Regions from separate parts of the Homo sapiens genome. Here region 1 is linked to region 2. Evidence: chromatin loops called from intact Hi-C (ENCODE). Cell type or tissue: tibial artery. All regions are shown on one strand. Each heading gives the region's core, and the rest is flanking DNA. Links, peaks and the distances in the headings are about the cores only. Region 1 overlaps NBDY (negative regulator of P-body association). Region 2 has its middle 10 kb from the start of KLF8.

Region 1 (14,597 bases), core at 696-5,695, 510 kb after region 2:
AACAGCTTGGCTATAATTTTGAATCTACAAGAAGGACTAGGAGGTGAAGATAAAGTGCTTCAGGGCCTTAAATGTTATGCTGAGCATATACTTCATTCCAATATCCATCAAGTGCTACTATTTGTATTTTAAGATTCCTATTCTTACTATCAGAAAAGGAATCTCTGATATTTAGATGAACTTTATAGAATGCAAATTATAAAACTGAATCTGACCCAAGTTTTATAGATCCTTTTAATTCAAAGGAGAGAAGCATCTTTTCTTCATTCGTGCAGTAAACCTTTATGAAGCCCTTGCAATGGGTAGGAATTATTCTGAGAGCTGTAGGGGATGGATGGCCAAGGCATAGTGCCTAGTACATAATAGGAGTGAAACAGATATTTCAATAAATAAATCAATGAATGATGGGACAACTTTGGCGACCAAAAAAGTTTTAGACATTGGGTTTGGTGGTAATGCATAGAAAAAAAAAAATAGAAATCTATTTTACTTGAAAGCATCTCCCTGTCATTCCATACAGTTTTACTTCTCACATGTTTACCTCTATTCAAAGGGGTAGTGGAGTGGAAGGTTGCAGGGAGTAGGGAGAAAATTGCTCAGATAGAAAACAAAAGAGCAGCCGGGCGCAGTGGCTCACGCCTGTAATCCCAGCACTTTGTGCCGCTGAGGTGGGCAGATCACCTAAGGTCAGGAGTTCGAGACCAGCCTGGCCAATATGGCGAAACCCCATCTCTACTAAAAGTAAAAAAAAAAAAAAAAAAAATAGCCGGTCATGGTGTTGTGTGCCTATAATCCCAGCTACTCGGGACGCTGAATTAGGAGAATCGCTTGAATCCAGGAGGCAGAGATTGCAGTGAGCCGAGATCATGCCACTGCACTCCAGCCTGGGCGACAGACCGGGACTCGGTGTAAAAAATAAATAAATAAATAATTTTAAAAAATAAAAAGGAAAAAGAAAAGAAAACAAAAGAACAAAACAATAAGTGCAGTAGCTACATAATTTCCCCTCCAAGTGATTCAAATCACTGATAATTGTAATAATAGCCAATATTTACTGAAGATTTATGTGCCAATTTTCTAAAGGGCTTTGCATGTTATAATTTATTTAATCACAACTCTACTAGAGAAGTTTGTATAGACCAAGGGAAGTTGTATGACTTGCCACAAGTTACACAGCAAGAAGTAGCTGAGCTGAGCTTTGAACCCAGAACACCTGATTCCAGAGTTTATGCTCTAAACTTCTATATAATACATCCCTTCTAATACTATGTATACAACTGTTTTATAGGAATAAATCATTGAAATAGAGGTATGGGAAGGATAATGATTTGAGGAGACCAAGGGACAAAGAGATGGACAAAAACAGAAAAAATGATGCCACAATATTTTTTACTATTTTTCAGTCTTTGAGTGATTGCAGTATGACTCCATTTCCCTGGTGCATTCATATAATAGTTCACCTGGTGAAAACAATGAAGATTATTTACAATGCTACCCTGCTTTTTCTGGTGTCCTGAACCTGGAAGTTGTGCTTTTTAAGGTAATCTCTTTACCAAAAATTATTAAGAGGAGGAAGAGAAAAAAAAGAGTTGGTTTTGACACATTAAAAAGTAGCCAAACAAAACTCAAAAAGATAGCAGCAAATGATAAAATTGAAACTATATTCTACATTATATGAAAACATATTCATAATAATAGTGTAATCTGAAGAAATGTTTTGTTAGATTCACTTGTACTTATAGTTTCTATTATTACTGTGAAATATATCATCTTTTTAACTACATTTTCTAATTGTTTCTAGTAAATGGGAACATGATTGATATTTTTGTATATTTATTTTATATGCTGGAGCCTTCTTAAATTCTGTTTATTCTAATAATGTATAGATTTTCTTGGATTATCTGTTAATTAATTATATTTTGAATAATGACAGTTTCTTTACAATATTTCTTTACCTTATATTACTGTGCTAGCTAGGATCTTCAGTACAAAGAGGAACAACAGCATTGGTAGAGGATTTCCTTATTTTGTTCCTAAATTCTACAAAAGTTTCACCTTTTTTAGTAGATTGTCTTTCTCAAGTTAAGGAACTTTCTTAATGTTCCTAGTTTGCTGAGAGGTTTTATTACAAATATTATGAAGTTTTTTCCCGTCTATATGTACTGCCACTTTCATATCCTTTCTTCACCATTAATATCACAGTGTGACCATGTGATAAATTACAATAATCAATTTTCTAATGTATTTCTTGCTTTTGCTTTCATCGAGCCTCGTCATTGGATATTTGGTTCCTATTTTAATCATTTTGACTTTTATTTTTATATTGAACTTTCTTCTACTTTCCTTTTATTGTTCTTTTTCTAATTTATTGAGTTGAATCTTTAGCATCTTAATTTTCAATGTTCTTCTGTAAAATAAGAATTTAGAACTATAAATTTTCTTCTACCACTTTAGAAATATTTCACAGACTTTTATATATAGTATTTTTATCATTCAATATTTATTATTTTTAAATTTCTCTTATGATTTTTTTGACCCATGGTTTGTTTTTTTTCAATTTCTAATCATATGGGATTCCTTTTTTAAAAAATATATTATGAAATCATTACATTATTCCCATTCTAGTTTAACTTTATCTTATTTTTCTTTTTTAATTTTTTTTACATCTATAGACTTTATTAGATGTTCTTTATACAGTCATCTGGTATGTATAAAGAGTGAACAATCATATAAAAGGAAATATGGTCATAACTGATTGAATTAATAAAATCCTGAAACTAAATAACTCATAATTCATTGCACAACATATATTAGGTTTCATTAGATCAGTATATAGCTTAGTAGTAAACTCTCCTGATGGCCATAAACCTCTAAGGTGTTGTCATCCTGAAAAATGAAGGAGGGGAGGGAGCTGGTGGGGTGCAGAATGGAGAAACCTTCCATAGTGCTGGTGTGATGTACCCTAAGTTGTAAAGTTATAGGGCATCGCCACCTAGTGGCAGAATTTCATGCCTTGTTCTAATTAAGGGACTTTCCTTGTTTTCCAAAGAGCAATGTGTCTTGTTCACTTTCTAACCATCCCTCTCTGATGCTGTCCTTCCTAAAATCCATGCCTCCTCCCATACAGTGTAAACCCATCTGCTTTTCATCCATCAAGCTGTCAAGGATTTGGTTATGACAATTTTTATGTTCACCTAACTTTTTAGTTCCAAGTACTTCGGTTATTTTCAAAGCTACACACAGGATGCCCATATTTTTATAACTCCATCTTATTTGTGAAGGATTATTACTTTGTGCTTTGGCCTAGTTTTTATTCTTACTGCTGAATCTTTTCATAAGTTAAAGTTATTGCAGAGTTAATGCTTTAAAAGGCAGTCCTTAGAGTAAATAGCTAAATGAAATCATTACCAAAATGTACACTTTGGATTTATTAAGATTCTAGAATTTAAAAACAGGAAAAGGTGCCATTAGTGAAAATTCCATCACTAACATTTTGGTACCACTCGTAGAGCATCACATAAATATTCAGACCGTGATAACTCAGTGCAGGAATGTTATCAAATATGTCCATGCAATCTGGAACTAGGACCAGAGTTGGCAATTGGGGGTCTGAAGGCCCAACATCCCTTACACTGCTTCCTACACCTTGACAACAGGAAGGCTGAGTGATACTAGGTAGTGCACTACAACAGTGAACATAAGCCAGCCATCTGTTTTTTGCAAAGTATAATAAAATAGAAAAACAGAACATAGACCACTTCAGAGCAAACAAACATATCCTTCTTCAAGATGTAGGAAAACCATATATTCAAAACCAATCTCAAACTTTAAACAATAAAAGATATCAAACATTTTAAACTGTACAAAGCAAATTAGCAAGATTTTAATGTTGGCAGTTTTAAAATGTCACCCATCCAAAACACAAAACAGGGAGATAACCAAGTCTTAGCTCCATCCTAATCAAAGCTGTCATGCAGATCCAGTTCCACTCTTCTCATCTCCAGCAGGTACTTCACTCAAGGAGGTAACACCCAAGGGGAGTAGATGGACCAAAAACAAGAGTGCCACATAGAAGGAAGAGAGGGGACCTTGGACTTTAGCTACTGGTTAGCTATTCAACTTTGATGATATTCAGTGTTTTCCCAAGTTATTTTTTCTCGCTTCTCATCACATAATTTACATTATGCATACTATGTGCCAGAGACTGTTTGACATGTAGTCAGTTAATTTTCACAACTGTGTAAAGTTGGTTTCTATCATTAGCTCTATCTTAGGGCCAAAGAAACTGAAGCACGGAGAGGTTAAATTGTATTCCTAAAGCACTACACAGTGAGCAAATAGATTCAGACCTGTGCAGTCTAACCCAGAATTAGCTCTGAATCACTCTACCATTCTGTCTACAGGACAACAAGCCTGTGTGTTTCAGGTACTTTCATGGTGATTTTTCACACAGGACAGCTTTTGATAATAGAAAGGCCCTCTCTTTCAAATGAAAGGACTTCACTGATGGATTAACAAATTCTCACCTTTTCACCTATGTGAGCCAAATACTAGATCTACTTTCTTAGTCTTCATAACAAGCAGGACGATAACCATAATTTATAATGAACACAAAACATTGATATAGTGTTCAAAGAACTTTTGCACACTTGGTCTCGTTTGGAAGAATGAAGTAATCTGGAAACATAGAATAGGCATACACTGTGACTTTAGGAAGAACTCTCACAAAATCAGAGGTTGCCCTATGTAATATCACACTTTTTACCTTGAGCAGGTGGATAGCCTGGGAGTTCTTGTTATACCTCAATCTTGGTCCATTCTATTTGTTCCCCTGTCCTTCAGCAGTGCCCTTAGGCTTGCTTTAAACATTAACAGCATTCATAAGCATGGTTTCTAGGGTCAGAGCCCAGCCTCCCTCCACCCACCCGGCTCCCTACACACCTTGACAGTGCTCTTTGAGATGCCTCAGTTCTAGTCTCCTTGTAATTGTGCACAGTAGATGTCTGAACAAATAGACCAGAGTCCTGCAAAAGTGATCTTGAAATCACAATTAAAAGAGACTTTGGAGAGATCTACTCAGGAAAATTTTCTGAATAGACAAATGCTTTTAAAGGGGGTTCTAGACAGTCCGTCTTTTCTGCCTCCTTCTGCGAAGTAGGGCTACACTAAAACCTTGTCACAATGTGACCTGAGCAAAACCATTATCAAGTGATTTAGTTGTCTTGAACCAGACAAAAGAAAATTGACATGATTTCAAGATAGGTTTAGAAAAATAATCTGACTAGCAAAAAAAAAAAAAAAAATGGGGGGTGGTTCCTAGGGAATATGAGACTTGATATTTTAGCAAAAATTTAAATATGCTCTTTATGATACACACATTTCTCGTTGCTTTACAAATTTTAAATGTAACACAAATTTGTTTTTCACACTGTTTTGTTAGTTGAGGTAAGGCATTCCTGCCGCACGCAGCAATGACTCGTCCTGGAAAACCAGGGAGGCTGCATATCCTACTGTTCCTTCTCTACTAGCTGTGGCTCCACACTCTCACCTCCACCAAAGAAAGCATTTCAGAATTTAGGGGTGGAAATGATGACAACATTGAATAATTCTATTTTTTTCTTTTTTTTGAGACAGAGCCACTGTCGCTCAGGCTGAAGTGCAGTGGCGCAATCTAGGCCCACTGCAGCCTCCGCCCCCCGGGGTCAAGCAATTCTCCTGCCGCAGCCTCCCAAACAGCTGGGACCACCGGTGCCCGCCACCATGCCCGGCCAATTTTCCGCATCCCTAGTAGAGACGGGGTTTCACCATGTTGGTCAGGCTGATCTCAAATTCCTGACCTCAGGAGATCTGCCTGCCTCGGCCTCCCAAAGTGCTGGGACCACAGGCGTGAGCCACCACGCCCGGCCAATGATTCTAATTTATATTTTTAAAAATTACCTTATAATCTTAAAACTTTTAACTGATGAGTATCCAACCCTTAAACTTTATAACAATCATTTCCAAAGTGGAAAAGTCACTGGGATATGGGGAAAAGTATGATTTGTTTTTGTACTTCTATTTTTCTAATGTCTACTTTTTGTTTTCTAGTCTACATGTTAGCACAGGAGTATATATATTACTTAAGTATACCTATGTTGGAGTGCATACAGAATTTCTTTTTAAATGATAGGATGCAAAATCAAATCTATTTGGATAGCAGTGAAGAGGCTGTTTTTCAATCCTGGCAAACTAGGGGGTGCATACCCCCTTTTTTATTTAGTAGCTTCCATAAGGCTATAACTCATGGAAGTTACATCCTTACATAAACTGATGGGCTATCCAACCAGTGAGGAAAACTGATAAAGTGGCCTCTGAGCTCCAGGAAGTAGTTAAACACTACTAAAAACATCTTGAAAATTTGGAAAAAAATTTAACAGTAAATGGATTCAGTAGTTATTCAGTATAAGGTTTGGAATAACTCCAGCCATTACAATAGACATTTATTTAAAGTAAAACATCTGCAGACCAAATAATTCTTAAAATTGTTTGTTTCAAGTTTAACCATCTTCATAACAGCTGCATCCACAGACTTCAACTACATGATTACTTCTTTGCCCATTCTTCTCTTTCTTTTCTTTCCCGAATAACCTCTTGCACATACAGTTCAAGGTAGAAATTTTCCTCTTCATATTTGGTCCACTGCTCTTTAGGCAAGATCTGATGCTTCATGGTCAGGTCCAATGCACTCTTAATGTGACACATCCTGTCATTATAAAGGTTCTCAGGAAGCCTTCTTATGGCTTCTTTTATGTCTTCATCCTCATATATTGTATCATCTCTCATTAACCCCAGTTTATTGAATCCTGCAGTATTGTAATACCATTTTCGAATACCATCCAGCCACTTGCCTGATGCTGAAATGGCCTGCTTGCCAGCCATTTTGACCTGCTTTAATTTTTTTTAATCCTTCTTATAACAAGATACAAAAATTATACACTGGCTGCTCATCCCAACAGAATTTGGCAATATAAAACATTTTCTTTCATTAAATACATAGAAAAAGTGTGGTTATTGATATTTATTGATGTAGTTATTATTGAATTTTATATTTGTGTTTTTAAAATTTTTATTTTTATTTAATTTCACACTTGAAAAACCAGGAATATTACAAAGAACTCCCAGAATGTCCTTTACCCAGATTCACCAATTAACATTTTATCACGTTTGCCTTATCATTCTGTTTTTCTCTTCCTCTCCTCCTTCTCCTATTTGACAGTAGTTTGCAAATATCATTCTCCTTTACCTCTTAATATGTCAGTGTGTATTTCCTCAGAATGATGATTTCCTCTTATACATCCTCAGTAAATGTGTCACAATCAAGAAATTTGACATTGTTTCAATATCATAATCTACGCCATATTCCAATGTTATCAGTTGTCCCAATAATGTCTTTTGTGGTTATTTTCTTTCCTTGGTCAAAGTGCTAATCCAAGATGATGCATTACATTTACTTGTCATGTCTCTTCAGTTTTTAATATGGAACAATTCCTTGACCTTTCTTTGTCTTTTATGTTTATAGAAAAACAAACTTAGTTTCTCTCATTATATTCTCACAACCCCACTTCTGACACTGATTGTGTGGAAAAAAAGTTTTTCTTTGGCTCTTGTACCACAGCAACCAACACAGAAAGCTTGTGAACAAATGTATTGGGATTTTTTCTCACCGACAGGCAAGTAAACAATTCTGCAGTGGACACCAGCTGGGTGTTCTCCAATCCAATTCAATTCTGAAGCTATCTCCCTACAGAAAGTATCAGATCCCACAGATTGAGGGCTTAGTCCCACGAGACTGCCTCAACTTTAGACATCAGTTTCAAATCTGGGCCTCTGGAACTTTTAACTGACCAGCTTCAAGTTAGGGTTCCCGCAACCTCTCTCTTTAGGCTCAAATAATTTGCTAGAACAACACACAGAACTCAGGGAAACACTTACTTACATTTACCCATTAACAGCCAGATGAAGAGATACATAGAGTGAGGTCTGGAAGGCTACTGAGCACAGGAGCTTCCATTCCTGTGGAGTTAGGGTGTGCCACCCTCCTGGCATGTGGATGAGTTATTTGTCACCTTTCTGAAATCCTCCACAAATTCAGCTGTACTTTGTCCTCTTGTGCTTTTTATGAAGACTTTATCTGATAGGCACTAATGAAGCATGAACAACCATGTAGAAATGTGACTGGACTAAAGGGTATGATCTAATACCAATAGACTTGGTGGAGAAACCCAGCAAGGCTTGTCTGTTCAGATTCTTCTTGGTTTCTCTGTGCAGCATTCCTTCCTCCTGGGTATGGGGCAGGACTCTTTCTGAAATGGGAGTCTTATGACCCACAGTCAAACTAGGTAGGTCAGAGAATTTCTTTACGACCAGCTCCAAGCCAGAAAGCTGGGTGAAGATTAGAGTATATTTTTAGTTTCTATGGCTTGCCTTTGGGAGAAAAAAAAAGCAGGTAAAAGGAGGGCAGGAGAAAGTCAGAGAGAGATTCTGTTTTGTGAAGCCTAAAGTGCCCCAACATTATACATATATATGTGTGTTTGTGTGTGTATATATATATATATATATATATATGTATGTATATATATATATTTTTATATATATATATATAGAGAGAGAGAGAGAGAGAGAAACTGTCTCTCACTTTTATTTCTCTGAAGCTGTTTCAAAGCTGCTTCAGGAACCAAAGACAAAAGACCAAATACTTTAACAAGAGATATGCTTATTTCTTTAGTCACTTAGGAAATAACAAGAGATTTGGGAGTTATAAGCCAGGAACCATGGACAAAAACCAATATATATATATCACAATATCACACATCGACAATTGACACTTGGGTAAATACAGGACACTTATTTCATAGATTGTCCTTTAATTTAAATTTGTGTGCCATTTCCCCATTATTCAGAGTACGCATATTAGCAAAAGCACCACAGAAGTAATGTATTGTTCTCAGGGCATCATAATGGTGGTACATGATGCTGGTTTGACCCTTTAGTAGTAAAGTTAACTTTGATTACTTGGTTAATGTGGTGAATAGTTGCTAGATTAATCCACTTTACAGTTATCATTTTCCTCTTTATAATTAATGATTTTGCTGGGGATACTTTGAGACTATGTAAATATCCTGTTCCTCATTAAATTATCATCCACTGGTTTTCAAATCCATTGATAATTCTTGACTGAATCAGATATTGCTATGATGAATGCAAAATGGTAATTTTCAAACTCCATCATTTTTAGTACATTTATTAGTTTATATTCTACATCAAGGTAGAGCTTTTTCTCCATTTATTTGTTTATTAATTACTTTGGACACATAGATTTTTACTTTATTTTAAAAATACCCTATTGTTATTATTTATTTTAATACCCAAATTGTCTCAGATTTAGTGACTGGCTGCCCATTCAAGTTGGCTCCCCTGTCTTTTGACATGTGTCATCATTCTTAAACACACTTTTTACTTACTTTAAAATTTTTTTACTTCCTTACTTTCAAGCTTGTCTTGTACTTCCTACCCCATTAATCATTTCTCTATAGACCTCTGTTATCTTTTATGGAGACAGTATTTAGAAACTAAGTCATTGTATATAGCTGTTTTTTAGCTTAACATTTTGTCATTGTTTTCCATTTAAAAGACAATATTGCTTATGTGATAATGATTATTTAGTGTTTGTTGAAACTTGCTTTATGTCCTAGAGAACATGATCAACTAGTGTTTTATGTGTGCCTGGAAAGATTGTGTATCTAATTTTTGCGTGTAGTGTTCTGTTCATTAAATTTAACTGTGTTGTTTAAATCTTCTCTATTCCTAAGTTTTTTGTTTGCTGGACCTATCAGTTACCAAGAGAGTTAAAATCTCCCACTGTATTTGTGTATTTGTCAAATTCTTACACTTTTGACAATTTTTGCTTTGTATACTTGAGGCATTGTTAGTATGTACATACAAGTCTAGAATAGATACATATTTTACAATTTTAGGAACTCTTTTTATCTTTTTGAATGTAAATTTTTTTTGTTTGCTGGGTCTTTTTAATTTTGTAAAATCTTTCTGGGTACCTAGTAGTTGTATACATTTATGGGGTATATGAGATGTTTTGATACATGCAAAGTGTAATAATCACATCATGTACAATGGGGTATCCATCATTTCAAGCATTTATCCTTTGTGTTACAGACAATTTAATTATACAGTTATATTATTATTGACTATAGTCACCCTGCTGTCCTATCAAATAATAGGTCTTATTCATTCTTTTTGTATACCCGTTAACCATCCCCACTCTCCCCCACCACCCATTACCCTTCCCAGCCTCTGGTAACCATCTTTCTACTCTCCATCTCCATGAGTTCAATTGTTTTGATTTTTAGATTCCACAAATAAGTGAGAACATGTGATGTTTGTCTTTCTGTGCCTGGCCCATTTCACTTAACATAATGATATCCAGTTCCATCCATGCTGTTGTAAATAACTAGATCTCATTCTTTTTTATGACTGATTAGTACTCCACTATGTATATATACCACATTTTCTTCGTTCATGTATCTGTTGATGAACCCTTAGGTTGCTTCTAAATCTTAGCTGTTGTAAGCAGTGCTGCAACAAACATGGGAGTGCAGATATCTCTTTGATAATACTGATTTCCTTTGTTTGGGGTATATACCCAGCAGTGGGATTGCTGGGTCATATGGTAGCTCAATTTTTAGTTTTTTGAGGAATCTTCAAATCGTTCTCCATTGTGGTTGTACTAATTTACATTCCCATCAACAGTGTACAAGCATTCCCTCTTCTCCGCATTCTTGCCAGCATTTGTTATTGCCTGTCACTTGGATATAAGCCATTTTAATTGAAGTGAGATAATATCCCATTGTAGTTTTGATTTGCATTTCCCTGATGATCAACTACAATGAGTACTTTTTCACATGCCTGTTTGCCATTTGTATATCTTCTTTTGAGAAAGGTCTATTCAAATCTTTGTCACAATTTTGATCAAATTATTAGATTTTTTCCTATTGAGTTGTTTGAGCTCCTTATATATTTTGGTTATTAATTTCTTGTCAAAAGTGTAGTTTGCAAATATTTTCTCCCATTGCACCTATACTTTATAGACTGTTTGCTTTGCTGTGCAGAAGCTTTTTACTTGATGTGATCCCATTTGTTCATATTTGCTTTGATTGCCTTTGCTTGTGGGGTATTAATTAAGAAATTTTTGCCCAGATCAATGTCCTGGAGATTTTTCCCATATTTTCTTGTTGTAGTTTCATAGTTTGAGGTCTTTGACTTAAGTCTTTAATACATTTTGATTTGATTTTTGTGTATGGCAAAAGATAGCTATCTAGTTTCATTCTTCTGCATATGGATATCCAGTTTTCCCAGCACCAATTATTGAAGAGACTGTCTTTTCCATAGTGTATGTTCTTGGCACCTTTGTGGAAAATGAGTTTGTTAGGTGTGTGGATTTGTTTCTGGGTTCTCAGTTATCTTTCATTGGTCTATGTGTCTGTTTTTGTGACAATACCATGCTGTTTTGATTACTGTAGTTCTGTAGTATAATTTGAAGTCAGGTAATATGATTCCTCCAGTTTTGTTCTTTTTGCTTAGGATAGCTTTGGTTATTCTGGGTCTTTTGTGGCTCCATATAAATTTTAGGATTGTTTTTTCTATTTCTGTGAAGAATGTTTTTTGTATTTTTATAAGTATTGCATTGAACCTGTAGATTGCTTTTTGTGGCATGGACGTTTTAACAATATTGATTCTTTCAATTCATGAACATGGACTATCTTTCCATTTTTTGGTGTCCTCTTCAATTTCTTTCATCAGTGTTCTACAGTTTTTATTAAAGAGATCTCCCACTTCTTTGGTTGAGTTAATTGCTAGGTATTTAATTTTATGTTTGGCCATTGTAAGTGGAATTACTTTTAAATTTCTTTTTCAGATTGCCCAATGTTGGCATGTGGAAATGCTACTGATTTTCGTATGTTGATTTTGTATCCTGCAACTTTACTGAATTTATCAGTTCTTATAGTTTTTGTGGAATCTTTATGCTTTTCCAAACACAAGATCAAATCCTCTGCAAACAACGGTAATTTGACTTCTTCCTTTCCAATTTGGATGCCCTTAATTTCTTTCTCTTGTCTGATTGCTCTAACTAGGACTTGCAGTACTATGTTGAATAACAGTGGTGACAATGGGCGTCCTTGTCATGTTTCAGATCTTAGAGGAAAAGCTTTCAGTTTTTCCCTATTTGGTATGATACTAGCTGTGGGTCTGTTATATATGGGTTTTATTATGTTGAGGTATGTTCCTTCTATACCCATTTTTGAAGGTTTTTATCATGACGGCATGTTGAACTTTATCCAATGCTTTTTCAGCATCAAGTGAAATGACCATATGGTTTTTGTCCTCCATTGTGTTGATACTATGTATCACCACTGTTGAACCATCCTTCCATCCCAGGGATAAATCCCACTTGGTCATGATGAATAATCTTTTTAATGTATTGTTGAATTTGATTTGCTAGTAGTGTGTTGAAGATGTTTGCATCAATATTTATCAGAGATATTGGCCTGTTTTTTTTTAATTTGTTTCTGTCTGATTTTGGTATCAGGCCTCATGGAATTAGTTTGGAAGTATCCCTTCCTCCTGTATTTTTCAGAATAGTTCAGGTAGGATTGATATTAGTTCTTCTTTAAATATTTGGTAGAATTCAGCAGTGATGCCATCAGGTCCCAGGCTTTTCTTTACTGGGAGACTTTTTATTATGGCTTTTTATTGGTCTTTTCAGGTTTTGGATTATCTTCATGGTTCAGTCTTGATATGTCATATGTGTAGAGGAGTTTCTCTATTTAGTCTAGATTTTCCACTTTATTGGCATATAGTTGCTCATAGTTGCCATTAATGATCCTTTGAATTTCTGCAGTATCAGTTGTAATGTGTCCTTTTTCATCTCTGGTTTTATTTATTTGGATCTTCCCTCTTTTTTTCTTAGTCTGGGTAAAGGTTTGCCAAATTTGTTTCACATTTCAAAACACCAACTTTTTATTTCATTTACTTATTTATTTTGTATTGTTTTCTTCATTCCAATTTCATTTATTTCGGCTCTGGTGTTTATTATTTCTTTTCTTCCTCTAATTTTGAGTTTAGTTTTCTCTTGCTTTTCTAGTTCTTTAAGATTCATTATTGGTTTCTTTATTTTAAGTTTTACTTTTTTTTTATTTAGGCACTAAATAACTAAACTTATATATAACTAAACTTTATAGCTATAAACTTCCCTCTTAGTACTGCTTTTGCTTTATCCCGTAGGTTTTTGTATGTTGTGTTTCCATTATCATTTGTTTCAAGAAATTTTTCAATTTTCTTCTTGGTTTCTTCATTGACCCACTGCTTATTCAGGAACATACTGTTTAATTTCCAGGTATTTGTATAGTTTCCAAAATTCTTCTTGTTATTGATTTCTATTTTTATTCCATTGTGGTCAAAGATGCTTCATATTATTTCAATTTTTTTGAATGTTTTAAGACTTGTATTGTGACCTAACATATGGTCATGTGACCTAACATGGTGGCTTTAGAGAATGATCCATGTGCTGAGGAAAAGAATGTATATTCTGCAGCCGTTGGATGAAATGTTCTGTAAATATCTGTTAGGTCCATTTGGTCTACAGTACAGATTAAGTGTGATGTTTCTTTGTTGATTTTCTGTTCGGAAGACCTGTCCAATGTTTCCTTGCTGTTAACATAGCTACTCCACCTTTCCTTTTTTGGTGGTATTTCTTTTTCCATTGTTTTACTCATTCACTTTTTTCTTTCTTTTATCTTTTACAAAATGTTCTGCCAAAAAATCAATGCATTGATTTGTTTGTTTCTGAATTTACCAATAGAATTTATAATTAGTATTAAGGATAAGCTTTATATATCCAAACATTATCTTTCTTTACTAATTTTTTATTTTATAGAATTTAAACTCTACAGAAAAGTCAAAAGATATCTTTCATGTATTGTAGTGCCATTCTTTTCCAAGGGAGATACATTCCAAAATCCCCAGTGGATGCCTGGTAACATGAAGAGTAATTAATCCTATATAAACTATGTTTTTTTCCTATACATACATATGTATGATAAAGTTAAATTTATAAGTTAGGCACAATACAAGATTAACAACAACAGTAATAAAATAGAACAATTATTACAATATTCATAGTTTCATGGATAGAAGACTCATTCTTACCATAGGTCTTAGCAACTTCAACACATGATTTTTTTCTTCCCTTATTAAGTTGAAAACTTCCTCCTTTTCACTTAAAGGAAGCATTTTACAGCTTCTCTTTAGCATATGTGAACTGCCAGCATTATCATTCTTGCACTTTGGGGTTACTATTAAGTAAAATAAGGATTACGTGAACATAAGCACTGTGATACTGCAACAGTTTATTGGATAACCAAGATGGCTAGCAAGTGACTGATGGGCGGGTAAGGAATACAGCGTTGATGTGCTGGACAAAGGGATGATTCACATCTGGAGCAAACATGAGATTTCATCACACTACTCACAGTGGTGTGAAATTT
Region 2 (15,754 bases), core at 3,490-8,489:
ATATGACATAATGTTATGAACTGATTTGTGTCACACCCCTGCCTCAAATTCATATGATAAAGTCCTAATGCCCAGTATTTCAGAATGTGACCTTATTTTGAAATAGGGCTATCACAGATGTAATTAAGTTAAAACAAGGTGATGAGGGTGGATGAATGACCTCAGTCAATCCAACATGACTGGTATCCTTATGAAAAGGGGAAGTTTGGACACAGATACATGCTTAAAGAGATGATGCGAATAAATATAAGAAGAAGATGGCCAATAACCTTTCAAACATGAGACAATAAATGTCTGTTGTTTAAGCCAATCAGTTGTGGTACTTTGTTATGTTAGCCCTAGCAAACTAATACACATAAGTACTGCAAGTAGCCTCACTTTACAAGGGAAAAGACCAAAACACAGAGTGGTTAAAAAATTTACTCAGCATCACAGAGCCAGGATTGGAATCCAGGCAGTCCAACTCCAAAGTCTAAACTATTAACCACTACCTCATACTGCCTTCCTTGCATAAACATATCTTGAACCTTATAACCCATTTTATATTTGACACATAACAGGTGTTATGCTCAGCACATGTCATTATCCTTCCAATTTAGAAAACTATTGCTAAATTATGTACTATGAGACAGAGGTAAGCGGCCAAGTTGATCAGTAGACTATGAGTCTTTTGCAGACAGTGGCCAGGTCTTAATTTATTTGGAATCTCCTAGAGCTTACCAAATAAGACGCATCTCATATTAAGTGCTCAATTAAGTGCTCAATTAAGCATCTCATATTAAGTGCTGCCCTTGTTGTTATTAAGGGAATGTAAGTGACAGCTTGAAACTACCACTGTTGCATTGGTGATCTGTATATTAAATGAGCCAGTCATCACTATTGTAGAGATGGCTAATTAATTCAATAAGAATTAGATGGAGGATTCAGGAGAGTTTCTTGGACAAAAGATAAAACAATGCTTGGCTCCAAACTAAATAAGTCTCATTTCATTCTAAAATACTTTTGGAAGAGAGGCCCAAGTCGAGGCTCAGAAAAGTGTGTTTATATAGAGTAAAACAAGACTTGAGGTCTCCAGAAGCAATTGGTGCTCTATGAGGTTTAGGTCCTCCATAGTGAGCATACAGCTTCTCAGAAATTCACATATCCAATTGCTGGCTGGGTGCGGTGGCTCATGTCTGTAATCCCAACACTTTGGGAGGCCGAGGCAGGTGGATCACTTGAGGTCAGGAGTTCAAGACCAGCCTGGCCAACATGGTGAAACCCTGTATCTACTAAAAATACAAAAATTAGCCAGGTGTGATGGCCAGCAGCTTTAATCCAAGCTACTCAGGAGGCTGAGGCAGGATAATTGCTTGAACCCAGGAGGTGGAGGTTCCAGTGAGCTAAGATCATGCCACTGCACTCCAGCCTAGGAGACAGGGTGAGACTCTGTCTCAAAAAAAAAAAAAAAAAAAAAAAAAAAAAAAAAAAAAAAAAGAAAAGAAAAGAAAAAGAAAGAAATCCACATATCCAATTGTTTACTTGGCCTTGCCTATAAGGCACCTTAAACTCAAGTCATCCAAAACCAAATTTATAATATTCCCTCCCCAAACATGTTTTTTTTAATTGTTTCTCGGTGAACGACACCACTATTCATCCAGTTGCTCAAGTTAGAATTCTAAGAATCATCTTAGACACTTCCCTCTCCCTCACCTTCAGTATTCAATCTGTTCCCTAACTTTGTGGATTGGACCTCCTATACTTATCTAAAATCAGCCTACTTCTCTTCATCTTCACTTCCCCTACCTAGTGTAAGTTGTAATCCTTTATTGCTGAAGTCCTGCACCAGCCTCCTAATTGGTCTCCCCTAATTTGCCACATCCCCTTCCAATCAGTTCTCTATGATGCAACCAAAAATATGTTTTCAAAATGCATGTCTTATCATGTTGCTTCTCTGCTTAAAATGTTAAGTGGCTCCTCAACAAAGCTCTTTGTTTTAATTAATTTATTTATTTTAGAGGTCTCTTTCTGTCACCCAGCTTGGAGTGCTGCATGATCATAGCTCACAGTAACCTTGAACTCCTGTGCTCAAGTGATCCTCCTGCCTTAGCTTTTCCAGTAGAGCATACCACCATATCTGGCTGCTGATTTATTTATTTATTTATTTATTTATTTATTTATTTATTTATTTTAGCAACATCGTCTTGTTATGCTGCCCAGACTGGTCTTGAACTCCTGTCTTCAAGTGATCCTCCAACCTTGACCTCCCAAAGTTTTGGTATTACAGGCATGAGCCACCACATCAAGCCAACAAAACTCTTTAGGATCACTATAAACTCCTGTATAGTGTGGCCCCTTCCTTTATCTCCAGCCAGCTACTTATACTACATGTCCTCTTGCTCACTTTCCTCCAATTTTTCTGGCCTCTCCTGTTTTTGAACATGTATGGTCCCTCCTGCCACAGGGACTTTGCTTATGAGGTTCCATCTTCCTGTTCCCTCCCTGTTAGCTTTTACTCATCCTCAGGTAAACCTTCCTTGATCTCCCTTGCTAGCTTTTATTCAACCTCAGGTAAGCCTTCCTTGATCTCCCCTGCTAGCTCACATCTCTCTCATAGCATATAGTATGTGCCAAACAGATGTCTGTCTGTTTAATAAATAGCTGGATTTTAAGAGGGAAAGGCCTTAATGTTGCTCAGAATCTGGTTCTCCTGGCCCATGGTAGCCAGGAATGTGAATATGTGCATGACTGTTTTACAGAGTTAGTGAAAATATGTGCTGCCTACTTGGAGAGCATAACTAAGAAAAAATTAGTACTCATTGACTTCCTATCTTGGAGGCATACTCAAGAATAGTGAGCCACATCTTGGTAATGCTTCATATGTAGCATGCACTAGAAACCAGCAATATGGTAAAAGGGCTCATTATTGGTAGTGTTTTCCTGATAGAACCAAATTAGAGGCTGATTGCTTCAGGTTCCATCTAATTGGATTTGTAGAATCCAGGATTCTTCCATGCCATTCTGAATTGTACTATTTATTTATTTATTTATTCATTTATTTTATTCTGAGACAGAGTCTTGCTCTGTCACCAGGCTGGAGTGCGGTGGTGCGATCTTGGGTCACTACAACCTCTGCCTCCTGGGTTCAAGCGATTCTCCTACCTCAGCCTCCCGAGTAGCTAGGACTACAAGCTCATGCCACAACACCCAGCTAATTTTTTAAAAAATATTTTTAGTAGAGACGGGGTTTCACCATGTTGGTTAGGATGGTCTCAATCTCTTGACCTTGTGATCCACCTGCCTTGGCTTCCCAAAGTGCTGGGATTACAGGTGTGAGCCACCGCACCCGGCTGTCAATTGTACCTTTTAAAAGGCTAAAGATATTGGTTGAACTCAAGAGTTAGAGCAGAAGCAGATATTTTGACAGGCAGAACGCTGAAATGGAGAAGTAAATTAGGATTGGGAATGTGGATAGATAGCAAAAAGTAAGGGCACTACCCTGAAGAAGGACGAGTGGTGGGTAGAGGTCCAAGCTTCAGGCCCTTGGTGATAGCTGGGGTCACTTGCTGCAGACCAGGTGAGAGTGGAATCACTACTGGGGATGGAATTTGCAGAATCTCAGAAACTAGTCAGGTCAGAGATGCGACTACTGAGCAGCCATTGCATCAGTAGCACTAGTGTGAGGCAGAATCATTTGACTTGTTTTACATACCAACAGCAGAAAGGAAAACCTGTACCTGTGCCTGCATCTGTGTAAAGAGGATCCAAAGATAACCTGTTCCAAGGGGCAGGGATAAAAGAACTTTGATGTTTTTGATTAAATTATTTTAGAACTCTATAAATGTCTGAAATATCAGATAAAGTATGTAAACTCACCCCTACTACAAGCAGGAGATAGTGAGGTAATATACTTAGGCTAGAGTTCTGGGAGCTGAGCCAAGAGGTCCGGGTTAGAGTGATGGAGAGCACAGTCCTGCTCAGTAACAGATATATCTTGGGGTATGATAAAAACAGTCCTTTCGCTGGTTCAAAACATGTTCTGTGATAGGAACTCCTAAATAAATTGACTGTTTCCTGTGTACAAAACTGGCAATAAACATATCACCAGTCTCCTCTTAAAACCAGTAACTCCTCTCTTTTATTATAAGCAGATCATCATTCCATCTGAGCAATATATTATGACAGTCAAAGGAACCCATCATGTACTAGTGATATAGTCAAACTTAGAACATAAAAGTTAACCTAACACATGTTTACTGATACATACAATTGCTATCTTGCTTTACAGTAACTAGTCATAAATAGTAAGGAAGGTTTAAAAACCAATGAAAAATTCAACTTTTTAATTTTACACTAGGTCCCAAAGGGGCAAATCTCCTTCTCAGAAACTATCCACTCAGATTTGTATAGCTGTAAAAGGCTTTTTGAGGATTAGATTAGGCTCTCACCTTGAGAAAGTAGAGATGTGAGATTAAAAAATCCATTTGGTTTAGGGAAGAGGTTAACAGCATGAGGCCAAGACCTCACAGTGGTCAAAGGAATTTGTGTTACTTCTTTTTGTTGAGATTCTCATAATATTTTTTAAATGAATTATCAAAAATAGTGTCTTCAAAATTGTGGCATATTTTAAATTTTCACACTAAACAAAACAACATTTTTTTAACAAGCACACATAATAGAATTCTATTTACAAGATGATAAAAATATTCTTATATATAAATATAAATGTCATAATGTGCTGTAGAAGTACGTGTAGTCCAATCATAGGCTCCACGTTTGAATTTGTATGATGAAATATTCTTTCAGAAAAAAAGAAATATTATTTCAATGTTGTGATTTGGCAATAAAGGCGAAGTTTAAATTTAGTAACTTTTGGGAATTTGAGGCCTTGACCAAGTGATTTTTCAGGACCCATCTGTGATAGTCCATGAAAGAAACCTCTTTTGAGGCCTCTCTGAGGAGTAGAGTATCATTAAACACAGATGATTAGTGGCCAATTATGACAGTTTCTCCAGCAGGAGGGGTCTGTGCGGGCATAGAGACTATTAAAATCAAGAGGTTCTGAGCCCTAAATATTAGCAACTGGGAATGGGCCATTGCTAAAGCGCCAGGCTTGTTTCTTGACCTATACTAAAAATAACTTCCATAAATGGAAAAAATGAAAATAAAAGTGCTTCTTAGCTATCACGAGGCTAGTGTCCAGAAATATTCAGATAGGGACCAGTGCTGAAGATGCCTGCTGACCCCTATCCTCTCCCCAATGTCCTCACCTTCTCCCACTTTTTCCCATCCTTGCCCCCCTACTTCAATTCAGAACTGTTGAAAGAATACAAAAATTAGCTGGGCATGGTGGCACGTGCCTGTAATCCCAGCTACTGGGAAGGCCGAGACAGGAGACTCGCTTGAACCCAGGAGGCAGAGGTTGCAGTGAGCTGAGATTGTGCCACTGCACTCCAGCCTGGGCAACACAGCCAGACTGTCTCAAAAAAAGAAAAGAAAAACTGGTAAAAGGTTGAGACTAACTCTGAACATTGGGGGGCAGTAGAGATTACAATCTGGTATGTACTTGGCTATAAAACAGGGATAATAACTCAGTTCCTATTCAGGGTAAAATAGGAATCTCAACGTTGTACTGAGGAGTAAATGAAGTAATGCATGTATAGTGCTAATTTGATAGCTATTATTATTAGATGCTTTCATAAAATGGAGATGTAAAAAATTAAAGATAGAAAATATTCCTTGCGCTAAAGATCTACAAAATGTACTTCCTGTGGATCACTTGTCGGTTTATAACACCTGTAGAGCAATAATAGAATAACAGAATATATATTCCTATTCCCTAAAGAGCAAGACCTAGGCCATTAGTACTCCAAGAATTGCAATCATTGCTATTAGTCCTCAGAATAGCAACATCAGCATCACCTGGGAATTTGTTACAAATGCAAATTATTGGGTTCCACCCCTGACCTACTCTATCAGAAACTCTGGAGGTGGGACCCTGCAATCTGTGTTTTATCAAGAACTCCCAGGAATTCTTATGCATGCTAAAGTGTGAGAACCATAAGATACTGAAGTTGGTTTGCTTTTGTTTTTCGTGGGTTTTTTTCTTTCTTTTTTCTTTCCTTTTCTTTTTTTTTGAGAAAAAGTCTCACTCTGTCGCCCAGGATGGAGTGCAATGGCTTTATCTCGGCTCACTGCAACCTCCGCCTCCCAGGTTCAAGCGATTCTCCTGCCTCAGCCTCCCGAGTAGTTGGGACTACAGGCATGCGCCACCACACCCAGCTAATTCTGTTTGTATTTTTAGTAGAGACCGGTTTCACCATGTTGGCCAGGCTGATCTCGAACTCCTGACCTCAAGTGATCCGCCCGCCTCAGCCTCCCCAAGTGCTGGGATTACTGGCATGAGCCACTGTGCCCAGCCCAGATACTGAAGTTTTAAGTGCTGTCATAGACTCTTAATTCTTTGAGAGGCACTTCTTTTTCACAAAAAAAGTGCTATTATTCACATAAGCCTTTTATTTTATCAAATGTGTTCATGTTTCTCTCACAAATGTGTATTATACAATTCTCATGTTTTTATTCTGTGCTTTGTCATAGTTTATATAGTTATCTGAATAAAGAATCTGACATTTTGGGTTTCCATTTTTAATATACTAATTTATATTCTCGGCAAAATAATTTAAGTTAAATTATACTTCCTTACTTGCACATAAGCATAATAAGCCATATTGATTATTTCATGGAAAAAATAAATCTGTGCATTTCTGGAGCTCTAAAATGGGAAAAAATAATACTGGCTGGAATCATCAGAACTAGTTCTGAAGTAAACTTTAAATTAAAAAATAGTTCTACAGCAAATGGCTTTTTTTGGTCACCTTGGAAAAGTGCCTCCTGTTTTATTCCTACTTCGGTCATGATTAGAGGCGCCTCCCCTGGCCTTATTCCAACACAGAGTGGCCAAGGACAAATATGAACATGCAAAAAGGATTTTCATTTGGCAAAACTTGTTTATAATAGTTCCTTATCCAGACCTCTAGGGTTCATTTCTGAGGATCCATGTCATGTCCTATTGTGTCAGGAATTGGTGGGTTCTTGGTCTCACTGACTTCAAGAATGAAGCTGCGGACCCTCGCGGTGAGTGTTACACTTCTTAAAGGCAGCGTGTCAGGAGTTTGTTCCTTCTGATGTTCGAATGTGTTCGGAGTTTCTTCCTTCTGGTGGGTTCACGGTCTCGCTGGCCCAGGAGTGAAGCTGTAGACCTTCGCAGTGAGTGTTACAGCTCTTAATGTGACACATCTGGAGTTGTTCGTTCCTCCCCGGTGGGTTCGTGGTCTCGCTGGCTTCCGTAGTGAAGCTGCAGACCTTCACGAGTGTCACAGCTCATAAAGGCAGTGTGGACCCAAAGAGTGAGCAGCAGCAAGATTTATTGCAAAGAGCAAAAGAACAAACCTTCCACAGTTTGGAAGGGGACCGGAGGGGGTTGCCACTGCTGGCTCGGGCAGCCTGCCTTTATTCTCTTATCTGGCCCCACCCACATCCTGCTGATTGGTCCATTTTACAGAGATCCGATTGGTCTGTTTTACAGGGAGCCGATTGGTCCGTTTTGACAGGGTGCTGATTGGTGCGTTTACAATCCCTGAGCTAGACACAAAAGTTCTCCACCTCCCCACTAGATTAGCTAGATACAGTGTGTCCACTGGTGTATTTACAAACCCTGAGCTAGACACAGGGTGCCGATTGGTGTGATTACAAACCTTGAGCTAGATACAGAGTGCTGATTGGTGTATTTACAATCCCTTAGCTAGACATAAAGATTCTCCAAGTCCCCACTAGATAGCTAGACACAGAGCGCAGATTGGTGCATTTACAAACCTTGAGCTAGACACAGAGTGCTGATTGGTGCATTTACAAACCTTGAGCTCGATAGAGAGTGCCGATTGGTGTATTCACAATCCCTTATCTAGACATAAAGATTCTCCAAGTCCCCACCAGATTCGCTAGATACAGAGTGCCCATTGATGCATCCACAAACCCTGAGCTAGACACAGGGCGCTGATTGGTGTGTCCACAAACCCTGAGCTAGACACAGAGTGCTGATTGGTGCATTTACAATCCCCCAGCTAGACATAAAGGTTCTCCAAGCTCCCACTAGACTCAGGAGCCCAGCTGGCTTCACCCAGTGGATCTAGCAGCAGGGTGCAGGTGAAGCTGCCTGCCAGTCCCACATGGTGGGCCTGCACTCCTCAGCCCTTGGGCGGTCGATGGGACTGGGCACGGTGGAGCAGGGGGCGGCGCTCGTTGGGGAGGCTTGGGCCGCGCAGGAGCCCACCGTGGGGGCAGGGCATGGCGGGCTGCAGGTCCAGAACCCTGCCCCCGGGGAGGCAGCTAAGGCCGGGCGAGAAATCGAGCACAGCAGCTATTGGCCCAGGTGCTAAGCCCCTCACTGCCCGGGGCTAGCGGGGCTGGCCGGCGGCTCCGAGTGCGGGGCCAGCCCAGCCCACGCCCACCCGGAATTCTAGCTGGCCCGCAAGCGCCGTGTGCAGTCCCGGTTCCCGCCTGTGCCTCTCCCTCCACACCTCCCGGCAGGCTGAGGGAGCTGGCTCTGGCCTCAGCCATCCCAGGAAGGGGCTCCCACAGTGCAGCAGCAGGCTGAAGGGCTCCTCAAGTGCGGCCAGAGTGGGCACGGAGGCCAGGGAGGCGCCAAGAGCGAGCCAGGGCTGCGAGGGCTGCCAGCAGGCTGTCACCTCTCACTATGGTCCATGTTCTTTGAACCCCGCTACAATCAAAACAACTGAAAGGAGTGATATGTTATGTGATCTTGGCAAACTCACTTAACTTCTCTCTGCCTCAATTTTCTCCTCTGTAAAATGGGGATAATGGTACTCATAGGAATTAAATAGCTTACTACATGTGAAGCACCTAGAACAATGACTGGCACACAGCAAGCACACTATTCACGTTAGTTATTATTACAGAAATGTAGACTAATTTCAGCCTCAAACTCTTACTCCAATTATCATTAATAGGAATAAATAACTTACTACAATCTAACCTACCCCCAATACTATGGCCCCTTGCCATCCCAGCACATTCAGAGCTTTGTAGATCAGAGAAATCAGACATGAACACTGCAATAAAAAGCAAATGAGGATATCATTTAGTTAGCCAGTCGGTGAATTTAGCAAATATTTATTGAGCAACTACTCTCTTTCAAACAATGGATCACATTTGTGGGTAAAGTTCACCTAGATTCTGCCTTCACAGTAAGGATTCTAGTGGGAGAGATAGGCATAGAAAAAATAATCACACAAATACATAACATACCTAATTACAAAATGTGATTATTATTACTAAGCCAAATTTCTAAGCAGAGAGAAAGATGTAGCCAGGATTTGTGTACTTTGCCTTGCAAAGCATTGTCTTGAGCAAGTGGCAAATCCTGGCTGGGGAGACTCATCTCTAGGGAGAAAAGCACAAGCTATTTCTGAAGGCTTTTTTGTTGTTGTTTTTTGTAGATCACATTAAGAGATTTTAGTTTTTATCTTACACCTGTTTGTTATTTTTTTGTCTTTTTTTTTCTTTTTGTGGAGAATGGGGTCTCACTATATTGTCCAGGCAGGTCTTGAACTCCTGGGCTCAAGCTATCCTCCTGCCTCTGCCTCCCTAAGTGCTGGGATTACAGGAGTAAGCCATGGCGTCTGGCTTAGTTTTTATCTTGAGGGCAATGAGACACCTTTGAGAAATTTCTGATTTTGGAATGGTAAATTTTAGCTGCAGTGCATGAGGGCAGAAACGGTTAGGGAGACCAATTAGGAGGTCATTTAGATAGTGCAGGTAAGAAATGTTATGGTGGGTCTTGTTACTAGTATTACATACTTGTGCTCCTTGAGTATTCTTTCCTGAAGCTGATATGACCTAGGTAAATGAACAGTATGATAAGATGTTGCTTTAAAAACAGTTCATCTTGTTTTATCTAATTATATCAAAACTACAAATTTGTCATAGAAAATTTGAAAAACAAAGAAGTATAATAAAGGAAATAAAAACCACCATAATCCTTCAGCTACCTACAACTACAGTACTATGTCCAACTTGATTTTTTTATTATAAAAGCAATACATGATCTTTATAGAAAAATTTTTAAGTAAGATAAAATTTTCTTATAATCCTACTAGCTATCCTTTGTTTTAATGCTAAACTGTGTTTGTTTCTGTGGCAAAGTTGAATGGCATGTGTGTCGGTCTAATAAAATGTAAATGATAGTGTAACTATACTATGTCCTGTTTTTACACTTAATATTATTATACAAATATTTTCTGTAGTGATTGAGAATTCTTGAAAAACTTAAATTTTAATGGCTATATAATGTCTATCTCTTACTCTGTTCCTGCTCTTATAACAAAATACCCCAGACCTGGTAATTTATACATAAAATAAATTTATTTACCACAGTTCTGGAGATTGGAAGGTCCAAAATCAATGTGCCAGCAGATTTGGTGTCTGGTGAGGGCTCACTGCTTCCAAGATGGTGCCTTGTTGCTGCATCCTCCAGAGGGGATGAACACTGCCTCCTCACATGTAGGAAGGGACAGATGGGTAAAAAGGGGTGAACTCGTTCCCTGAAGCCCTTTTATAAGGACACTATTCTCATCTTTGCAGGTGGAGCCCTCATAACCTAATCACCTTCCAAAAGGCCCTACCTCTTAATACCATCACATTGGGAGTTAAGATTTCAACATATGAATTTGAAGGGCACACATATACTTAGACCCTAGCAGTGCATCAATCATATGGGTGTACTATAATTTAGTTACCCAATATCTTATTATTAAACATTTAGATCTTTTCAATTTTTTCATTATTATATTTAAATCTGGGGTGACCGTCCTTTGTTTCCATCTCTGGCTTTCTGGTAATAGAGACATTTATTCTCACCCTTGCACTTGTTTACCTGGTAAACTATATGGTAAAGCACCTTGGTCTCTGTGAGATGGCATCCCTGGCCTAGGGGTCTTTATTATTTTTCTCTGATCAACCAACTAATAGGTGGTAAGGGGGTATGACAACTATGTTATGCAAGAGATAGATTATGCAATCAGGCAAATTTATGGGAGAGGACAGAAGGTGAGACCTTTGAGGGATCATGACATAGAAGGAATAGACTTGTTCTATGTTTCTCCAGGGATGAGTCACAGGACCAATAGGTGGAAATATCAAAGAGGCATATTTCAGTTCAACAAAATAATAGCAAAAATTTATACAGTGCTTAGTCTGTGGCAAGTACTCCTCTAAGCATGTTTATGTACATGTATTAAGTTAATTCTCTCAATATCCTGTGTGGTAAGTACTATCATTATGCTCACTTTACAAAGGAGGAAGCCGAGGCCCAGATAGGTTAAGTAACTTGTCCTAGGTCACACAGTTAGTAAGTGGCGAAGTCAGTATTCACATCCAGGCATTTGCAGCTCTAAATTATTCCATTCTACAAACTTTTATTACTTGTCATATGACAGGCAGTGTGTTCAGAGTTGAAAGCATAAAGATGATTGAACTACTATTAGACTCCTGGCCTCAAGGAGCTGACAGTCAAATGGATAAGACTGCCACATAAAAAGAGAGGTATACTACATTGCAGTGAGCCCTCTGAGAGAAATATGTCAGAGTGCTGTAAGAGTCAGAAGAGGGCCCATTAGCCCAAACTGGAGGTTCAAGGAAGAAGAGTAGAAGGCTTCACCTAGGCTCAGTGGAAAAATGCCATGTTCTGTTCACAATTCTGCCATGGGCACAGGAGGAGGGGGCAAGGTTGCTTCATATTTATTGATTTCGGGGTTAGACTCTCCTCTAGATCTAGGTGTCTAAATAAGGGAACTCCTGAATTGGGAGTAGAATTTAATTCAATCATGGTTTGCTAAAGTTCAATTATTTATGTTTTAACTTCATGATTTAGACCATATCTGAGTACTACCTATATCATTATTTACTTAATATGCTTCTTTAAATACACTGACATGTTTTACTTAAGTAAATTTCATCAAAAATAGCATTACCATAAATGGAAAGCTAGTTTTACTCTCCATAAATAGAAGGTAACCATACAGATAAATATATACTATTAGAAAATATTTATCTATGTACCACCTAAATCACCTGGTATGAATGCCACTGGATGAAATAACCTCTTTGAGTCCTTCCTACACCAACATTCTGTGATTGGGTGACTAAATCTTGCTAGTATGTATGTATGCATTGTTTTATTTTCAGTATATTTGTGTATATTCTCCCCACTTGTTCACATACTCCTGGCCATTTAGTTGTGTGTTTATATCATGTAAACAGGTATCGTTGCTTATATCCCCATAACATACTAATTAGACTCTTATCTTGGATCAAATAATTTATTTCACCTTAGGAAGTAAATCACTACTGCTAATCTGCCTGGCTTACTCTTTTAAATACCCTGCTGGCCTGACTTGAGAAGGGAATATCCTGTTATTGTGGCTCCAGGGTAAACTGCTCCAACTATATTTGTGGTATTGACTTGAGAGAAAAGGACTACCACAATGCAAGGCCATTTGGGCAAACAAAGGACAGAGGAAATGAAAAATGAGGCTGCAGTACTTCAATAGGTGTATTGGCAGAAAGGTTTTAAGAAAGCACCAAAGACATCCTCCCCACCCTCTTTATTCTCTCCCTTTTACTTTCTGAGGGAAGTGATAAGACTGCAATGGGAAGAAGGGTGAAGGCCAATCTCCTGTTGGCTTAGGGGACAGTGAAAGATGGATACCACCCCTCTGTTGGGGAAGTGAGAGCTGCTTGTGGTAAGTAACACAAGGATGATAAGCATGAGCTTGCCTTTGGGGGCCTTCAGAGCCCTGGCGCCTCTCTGGATTAGCTCAGTGATAAAAAAGTTCCTGTTCTATTTATGCATTTCCTTAGACAATCTCATATATTTATTTGTTTAATATTAAAGCAGTAATTCAAGTCTTTTTCTTTTTTTTTTTTTGGACAGAGTCTCACTCTGTGGCCCAGGCTGGAGTGCAGTGGTGCGACCTCAGCTCACTGCAACCTCCGCCTCCCGGGTTCAAGCAATTCTTTTGCCTCCTGAGTAGCTGGGACTACAGGTGTGCACCACCATGCCTGGCTAATTTTTGTATTTTTAGTAGAGACCAGGTTTCACCATATTGGCCAGGCTGGTCTCGAACTCCTGACCTCGTGATGAATCCGCCTTGGCCTCACAAAGTGCTGGGATTACAGGCGTGAGCCACGGTGCCCAGCCTGCAAGTCTTTTTCTTGTATACACAATAGACTCTTGCCCTGACTCAGGAATATACACTTTGGGGACAAGGCCAAGGATGTTATCCCTTTTCTGCAGGTGCAGTTTTTCTGGTTTGACTTGATTGTTGATTATAAAGTCTCTTCCCTCTTCCCTCCTCCAATTTATGGGTGTGGTGGTATCTAGGGTCTAAAATGGAGTTAAAAACCCATACATACTCAACCCCCTAGCCCCAACACACACACACACACACACACACACACACACACACACACACACCTAGTCAAGCTCCTTGCTCATAAAGATAGCAGCCTGAGGCACAACTAAATTTATAGGACTCAGCAGGCCTGCTAGAGCTTGTCTGGGATGGTGCGGTGCCAGAATTTCAAACCCTGGCCACATGTTTCTGGCCCATTGGCCATTCCTAAACCAAATTTAATCATGCCTCTGAATGTCTCAAGCAAGCAGTTTAGTTGCTGATTTTTATAAACTGGTTTATTTATACATACAGTGGCAAGGGTTATGGGGAACACAGGAGCATGTTCTCAATATCTATGACCAGAAAGAGACTCAACCTAAAGCTGGTAGTTTTCACAGTTGCCATTGCTATGAATATTAGTTAACCTTTATTGAGAGCTTTCTTTGTGCCAGACACTGTGCTTTGTAGGCTATAATCTCATTGGCGGCCAATCTAGGTTTTGTGGGGCTGGAAGCTTATACCACTTTGGGGACCATCTTTAAGAAAAACACAATGTTTGATCCCTTCTGGAGTCTTGGAAAGGGGCGTAAAGCTTAAGCTTCATTAATTTTACTGTAAAGCCACCTCTGCATCTTATTTAATCTTTTTGACAATTCTGTGAAGTAATATCTTTAAAAGAAATAGGTGAGGAAATGTTTAGAGATGTGAAGGCACTTGCCCAGGGTTGCACAGTTTGCAATCTAAATCATTGTTTTATCCCCGCAATCTCCTTCCAGGCTTTCTTCTCTCAGCTAACTAGATTTCCTTCTCCAAAATATCTTTATCCTTTGCTGGCAGTAACCTTAGTGCTGTCCTCTGGGACATGTGAGGAACTTAACACTGGTTCAACATTAGCGGAGGGGCAAAAGGTCTCCTTCTAGCTGAGCTCGCAGAAGGAATATGCTCTCTGGGGAACTGTGGAATAAGAAGAAAAGTGGGTGAGGAGGACAATTTTGTTCCCACTAGGTCTGAACTATGCCCTGGTTTTAGCTACATTTTTGTTGTTCCACAAACAACAGTGATTTAATGAATGCAGATTTTTCTGTTTGTATATTGCTTGACTTCCCTTTCATTCCCCAGCCCAGCTTTACCCAGCTGAGGTCCTAACTCCCCTCCCATCTACCCACCCTTCCTCACTTTGCCCTATTCTGCCCCACCTTCCTGTCAGGCCCAGCTTCTCAAGCCTTCTTTTTTTTATTGTTGTTGTTCTACTGGGAGCAGAGAGGGTGGAGTCCTCTTACTGAGGCTTTTCCTCCTCCCTTCCCTCCAGCCCTCAGACTGGGCTCCACCCTGGTAGTTTGTCAGCTGGCTTTCAGGAGGAGGAGAAGCGGGATGATGAAGAGGAGAAAGAGAAGAAGGGAAGAACAGCATATGTGGGCCCAGAATCGTGTCTGCATATTTCTCAGCTGCTTTTCATTAGGTTCCACACTTAATTTAACACTCCTCATCTGATTACTTGGATATATAGAGGAAAGCACAGGCTGCTTCTTCAAGCAGTCTCCCTCACGCATAAGGTGGGATGGAAGGAGTTGAAAATATCGCAGGTTGCTATTTGGTTCATGTTTATTCTAGCCAGCTAAAGAAAGGAGAGCCTGAGGTGTTTCCTAGACGGACAGGGAAATTTATCAAAACTTCTAGTTCCCCATACCTGCTCCCTCACACCCTTTCGTGTGACATAGACAACACCAACCACATGCTGATTATTTCTATGTGTCAAGAGTAAAAGAATATAAAGGCAAACTCCTGCCTTTGACATTAACTGTGGTCATGGGTTTCATAGTTCCCTGTGAACCATCTTTGGGTCCTAATTTGAGTGAGACAGAGGCCATCTCTAAAGGACTTGAAGGGGAAATGTGGACTAATAGGCTGTGTGCGTACAGTGAAATTGAGGGTTCATCCACTGGAGCCTCTTAGAATGGATGTTCTCATTCCACCGCCCCCCAACACCTAGCATTGTTCTTGATAAAGCACAGGTGCTCAATACATTTTATTGACTGAATAGATGAAAGAACAGATGGGAAAGGATCTTGGGTTTGTTTTTCCAAGTTTCAATAACTTCAAGTTTTCCAAAAACTGAATTTGCCATCTAAGGTCTAAGTTTTCCCCACAAATAAAGTTGAGGCAGTATTTCTAAAACAAACAAAAAGCTAGAGCTTAAAATAAATTTGTCAACAATAAAGACTTTTAATAAAATATAAACTGTTAAGCTATCTGTGTATGGATCGACCTTCTTGAAAAGCTATTTCAGACTGAAAAAGTAACTC

The links. Peaks named below come from ENCODE experiments on the same cell type or tissue, not always from the same donor. Only the 100,000 strongest peaks of a DNase experiment are listed, where the experiment ranks them.
Region 1: a loop joins it to region 2, with 10 times the contacts of the local background. A loop is called at or near these places in 9 of 110 quality-filtered maps.

What each region holds. Positions count from the first base shown.
Region 1 is chrX:56,730,660-56,745,256 of GRCh38, forward strand. It overlaps NBDY (negative regulator of P-body association), which reads left to right. Exons shown (of 3, transcript NM_001348129.2): 2 at 1,404-1,540. It also overlaps the pseudogene UQCRBP1. Among named protein-coding and RNA genes, the nearest start is that of NBDY, 8.7 kb to the left of the region's middle. RefSeq lists a silencer at 2,984-3,063. In tibial artery, for the core only: a CTCF peak has its summit at 3,030 (motif pointing left); no DNase peak of the experiment used is centred there.
Region 2 is chrX:56,214,388-56,230,141 of GRCh38, forward strand. It overlaps a transcript of KLF8 not described here. Among named protein-coding and RNA genes, the nearest start is that of KLF8, 10 kb to the right of the region's middle. In tibial artery, for the core only: a CTCF peak has its summit at 5,518; no DNase peak of the experiment used is centred there; H3K27ac peaks cover 4,049 bases.